Regions from separate parts of the Mus musculus genome. Here region 1 is linked to region 2. Evidence: chromatin loops called from intact Hi-C (ENCODE). Cell type or tissue: heart. All regions are shown on one strand. Links, peaks and the distances in the headings refer to the core of each region. The heading gives the core; the rest is flanking DNA.

Region 1 (2,815 bases), core at 31-2,530, 130 kb before region 2:
AGGTAGAGAGAGGCCAAGGAAGCTATGCCGGAAGGCTGAGGGAGGGAGAAGGTAGCAGGTGGCGTCTTCTCCCTTGATGATGTCCCTCCTCAGGCAGCAAATGGGTACTCTCCGGTGCTGCCATCCCCAAGACATAGATCCTGGGAAAGCCACAAAAGCAGCAGTCAGTGTGAAGCCCCTGTGACAGCACAGGCCTTCTATCTGGAACTCTGACAGAGGAGCCTGGTGTCCACTCAATGATGCTTCACTGAACCTCTGCTCCATGATGGAGGCTTAGCAGTGGCCACACACACACACACACACACACACACACACACACACACACACGATAAATATAAATACATCCATCATCTGTCTTTTTAAATGTTAATTGTGCCCTCGTGTCTGTCTGACGTCTGGTCCTCTCGAAAGGTATTTTTGTTATTATTTGTTCTTAATTGTTCATTGTGGAAGGCAATGCTTTAATAAAATATATTTGGTGGATAGTGTCCTTTCTTGTGTTGGGAGGCTCGCAGTAGTGAGTCTCACATATCCCAGGCTGGCTTCGAACATTTTACACAGCAGGAGATGACCTGAAATTTCTGTTCTTCCTACCTCTGCCTCACCAGAGCTGTCTCTGCATCGCTAGTGTGGGGTTTACAGGTGTGTGCCACCATGCCTGGTGTATGTGGTTGGTAGGGATGATACTGGGTATATCAGGGCTTCATGCATGCCAGGCAAGCACCCTCGAAAACAAGCCAGTCCTAGTTCCTAGCACAAGTCTCATTTCATGTTTAAAGATTTTTTCTTTTAATTTTAAAGTAGGTGTAGATGTTTTATTTTTTTTTTTATTTTATATGTGCAGATGTAGTTGGCTTTGAGGGTCAGAGGCATCAGACCCCCGAGAGCTGGAGTCAAGGCAGATGTGAGCTGCCTGATTCTGATTCGGATGCTGAGAGCTCAGGTGCTCAGTACATATTGCCTACTGCCGAACTGCAGGAGCAGTAAGTACTCTTCACTGCTGAGCCATCTCCCTGGCTCCCCCTTGAGTCTCATTTTAAACAGAAAATGTGACTTGACACCCTGGAGTGACCTGCCCGACATTTGCTACCTTCACCAGGGATTTTCCATCACCCAAGACAACATTTTAACATGTCGTAGACCATGTTGGCTTCTATCCCTCAAACACAACTCCATGACAAGTGTCCAGGCCGAGGGATCCCAGTCTTGGATCCAGGGATTGGCCAGGCCATCCCAGTGGAGGCTGACTTATTCTGAGCACCTATATTGGTAAACTGTGCAATTTTAGCTTGTTGAGAGTGTTTGTTTTGGCGATGGAAAGCGGATTAACGTAGATGGGACCCAGACGTTCAGATACCAGCACATTCAAGAAAAAAAAAAATTATCTGAATAGATCAGGAAACCATTCCTCCCTCTGGCGGGGTTTTCCTAACCACACCTTCTACCCTAAGCACTCTGGTGAGGTACAGCTTCCCTCCGTTCTAGCTTATTGCCACAGGCCAGCAAATTTCATGGTCAGTAGATGGCGCTGTCTCCTATAATTTGCGGGAAAGTGCGACTAGCGCTATTCTTTCATAGAGGCTTCTTTCTGACTGCTGACTTCCTTGCTTGCTTTCTTGCTTTTTTTTTTTTTTTTTTTGCTTGTTGTTTGTTTGAGAACAGGGTCTTACTTGGGAACATCACAGCCAAGTATAATCATTGACTTTATTTTTTAAGCGGGATAGGGGGCAGGGGAGAGGGGAAGATTGCGCACGCGCATGCATGTGAGCGCATGCTCCAGTACCCCAGCATGCATGTGAAGGTCAGAGCACTTGTTTGGGGACTCAGTTGTCTCTTTCCACTGTGAACTTAAGGTATTAAACTCATAATTTTCAGACTTTCCAGGCAAGTACTTCTGCCCATTGAGCCGTGTTTGGGCCCTTAGTCAGAATGAACGCAGTTGTGGGGATCAAACTCAGGCCTTCACATGCTAAACAAACACTGCACAACTGAGCTGCGGCCCCAACCCACTTTGTAGTTGTTGTGTTTTTATTCTTGTTTTTAGCCAGGGTCTTACTATATCAACTGTGGTATCCTGCCACTTTCCATGCATGTTCAGGCTGGTCTTGAACCTGTGATAGATAAGTCCTACCTCTAACTCTAGTTGTTGGGATGTCAGGCGTGTACCTAGACTACAACTAGAGTGCCTGGCTTGGCTGGATTCTGTTGAAATATTTGCATCCTTTTTACTTGGGCATTAGAGAGCCTTCAGTGTCTCCTTTATTGGTCTTCTACTATAACTGAGTGTTCTTGGTGCTACGGGTTGAAGCTGGTGCGTCAGCCATTTTCACGAAGCTCTAACTCCATTGTGGGGCTACATCCCCAGTACTGAGCAATGTCACTGTCGCATCAGTGGTACTGAGTACAACCGTGTAGATAATAAACAGTTTGTTTGTTGGGCAGTGGTAGCGCACACCTTTAATCCCAGCACTCGGGAGGCAGAGGCAGGCAGATTTCTGAGTTCAAGGCCAGCCTGGTCTACAAAGTGAGTCCCAGGACAGCCAGGGCTATACAGAGAAACCCTGTCTCAAAAAACCAAAATAAATAAATAAATAAATAAATAAATAAAAACTATTTCATTTAGTGGTAATTTAAAAAGAGACATAAAGTTATTTACATGGAAAAATCCTTCAGTTAAGAAAACAAAAGGCTCCCAGTGCGAAGTTTCTGTCTTTCATCAGTTTTTATGAGGTGAGCAAGGGCTGCTGGGGCTTTTCATCAGTTTTTATGAGGTGAGCAAGGGCTGCTGGGGCTTTTCAGTGTTGTCCAGGTTATC
Region 2 (2,815 bases), core at 186-2,685:
AAGGATGGAAACCAAGCAACTTTGTGTTGGCTTTGTACATTCGGGCATGCGCCTCCTTTTCTGAGCGGTCTTGAGTAGCCCCAGTAGAGACTGGCATGTCCATACACTTTATCAGGGACAGGACTTGAACCAGACCAATACTCTGGAGCTGGGCTCCCTGATGTGCGTGGGTAATTACGGTGCTGAGCAGGTACCATTGGGCCTCCCTGGTTTTGCTTAGAGTTCTAGATAGACACTGTCCAGACCACACGTGTTTCCCACCTATGTTCTGCATTAGTAAAGCTAGGCAGGAATAGATGGTGCAGATGCCAGTGAGTGGAGGGGCGTGGCTTCCACACGAAGTGTTTCTTATGCTGTGTGTACTGGCTGGTTTTGTGTGTCAACTTGACATGAGCTGGAGCTATCACAAAGAAGCCTCCCTTGAGGAAATGCCTCCGTGAGATCCAGCTGTAAGGCATTTTCTTAATTAGTGATCAAGGGCAGAGGGCCCATTGTGGGTGGGACCATCCCTGGGTTGGTAGTCCTGGGTTTTATAAGAAAGCAAGCTGAGCAAGCCAGGGGAAGTAGTGCAGTAAGCAGCATCCCTCCATGACCTCTGCATCAGCTCCTGCCTCCAAGTTCCTGCCCTGTGCGAGTTCCTATTCTGACTTCCTTTGGTGATGAATAGTAATGTGGGAGTATAAACTGAATAAACCCTTTTCTCCCCAAATTGCTTCTTGGTCACGATGTTTGTACAGGAATATAGACTCTAAGACACTGACCAACACCTTCCTTCATCGAGCCCTTACATCCTACCCAGGCCCAGAGCCTGAGTTCATCTCAGCTACTGTTTCCTGCAGAGCCATTACTCTCTTTAGATTCCCTTCAGAGATAAGTGGCTCCCAGTAGCCTCCTGACCCATTGCTTTGAGTATAGAAGAGTAGGTAGGCTCTGGAAAGGGAAGTGGCTTGCTGAGGGTCAGGCGAGCTGAGGCCCTTGTGATGCTAAGCCCTGGGCTCACAATGTCTCACTCATTAATGTTCTGCTTTTGAAAAATTGATTTTTTTAAAAAATTATGAGTGTTTAGCTTGCCTGTGTGTCTGAACACAACACGTGTGTCTGGTACCCACAGAGGCCAGAAGAGGGCGTTAAATTTGGTCCCTGGGAACTAGAGTTACACTCTGTTGTGAGCCATCATGTGTGTTCTGGAGACTGAACCTGGATCCTGCGCAAGAGGAGTCAGTAATCTTAACAGTTGAGCATCTCAGCCGCTCGCTAAAGGTTTCTGTCACAGCAACACTTCAAGCCTAGGCTGAGCATTGGACCAAATTTCTCTTTTGTGATTGGCCTGCTTTAGGGTGAGTGCTGACTGTGTGGGACAAAGAGAACCGATTTCTGAGTGTTCTTCCTCTTGTGGAACTTGGAGACCATAAGTCCCTTTACAAATATATAAGACAATAAAATGATGGCTTTGAGACTCTCTAAAGGGGGGGGGAGGAGGAGGAGGAGGGGGGGAGGAGGAGGTGGTGAATGACCGTGGAAAAACTTAGCTTTTCTTCTAACGTGTTCAAATCACGTTTTCTATAGGCAGTACTGTGAGCACTTGACACTCTTCAGCCACAGACTAACACACAGGGTTACCACTCCTCATTTCCACCCAATGCCTAGGTTATTAGGTGTGTTTTCACAGTGACACCAAGAGGAAGACATGCCTAGTGGTGTCCTGCTGCCCCCTGCTGGAAGTTCTTGACATAAGCTGGGATACTGTGGCCCAAGATGACCAACCATGATTTCCTCATTCCTAGGGTTAGTTGCATAATGAGCCAAAAGTGGTGACAATGCCCTCTACTACAAATGCCTCATCTTGCACAACCTGGTCCCATAGACATACACGAATTATTTGGGGCAGGGATAGGTTTGCCACAGCATACATGAAGACAACTTTGTGGAGTTGGTTCTTCCATCCTTTTGTAGGTTCCAGTATTGAACTCTGGTAGGTTCAATGTTGAACTCAAGTCCACAGGCTTACAACGTAAGTGGCTTCACGCACTATTCTCTTGGTGGCTCTACTGGTTTGGTTTGTTGGGGCATGACCTCAGTCTATAGCTCAGACTTTCCTTAGAACTATGTAGCCCAGGCTGGTCTTGAACTCACCTAAGTCCTCTTCCCAACCTCGAGTGCTGGGATTCCAGGTGTGCATTACCATGCCAGGATCAGATCTCATAATTTAAAAATTATAAAGCAAGCACTTTACTGACTGGTCTGACCACTTGGCTTTTGTATTTTATTGATTGTCTTGAATGATTTTTTTTTTCTAACTAAAAAAATTCTTACGGAACAAAATAGGAGATAGGAAAAAAAAAAGTTTTTGCATCTAAGTTAGAACCTTTGAATTTTAGGTCCCAAGACAAAACCGTCTTGTTCTGGTATGTAGGGATGGAGACCTGGCAGATCTAGCAGGGGTTCCCTTCTACAGAGACCATTTGTGTCCTGTGCAGTCACAATGCTCCTTCCCCTGGGCAGGGTGCTTTCCTGCCATGGCACTGACAGTCACAGATGTTGCTGCCTTGCTTTCTTCCCTAGCACCAGATTTCCTCTGCAACTGCTGCTTTCTTCCCTTGGTTCTGTACACTTCGAGGGGACAAAAGCGTTTTAAGGCAAAAACCCTCACTCCAGGATCTCCATGGACTAGGTTAGACAACCACTTATGATCTGTCCATCAAATGGATGGGCACTGAAGGACGGAGAAGGGAACTTTTTTTTTTTTTTTTTTTGAGACAGGGTTTCTCTGTGTAGCCCTGGATGTCCTGGAACTCACTTTGTAGACCAGGTTGGC

The links. A loop is a pair of places that touch in the nucleus more often than their neighbours do. Peaks named below come from ENCODE experiments on the same cell type or tissue, not always from the same donor. Only the 100,000 strongest peaks of a DNase experiment are listed, where the experiment ranks them.
Region 1: it touches region 2 in a loop (7-fold over the local background); 40 of 42 quality-filtered maps call a loop at or near these places.

The regions. Positions count from the first base shown.
Region 1 is chr16:33,819,447-33,822,261 of GRCm38, forward strand. Muc13 (mucin 13, epithelial transmembrane) reads left to right here. Exons shown (of 12, transcript NM_001382834.1): 12 at 1-483. Among named protein-coding and RNA genes, the nearest start is that of Itgb5, 8.8 kb to the right of the region's middle. In heart, for the core only: a CTCF peak has its summit at 1,519 (motif pointing right); a DNase peak (open chromatin) is centred at 1,525; H3K27me3 peaks cover 568 bases.
Region 2 is chr16:33,949,324-33,952,138 of GRCm38, forward strand. Itgb5 (integrin beta 5) reads left to right here. Exons shown (of 15, transcript NM_001145884.1): 15 at 1-15. Among named protein-coding and RNA genes, the nearest start is that of Umps, 16 kb to the right of the region's middle. In heart, for the core only: CTCF peaks have their summits at 1,074 (motif pointing right) and 1,724 (motif pointing left); a DNase peak (open chromatin) is centred at 1,718.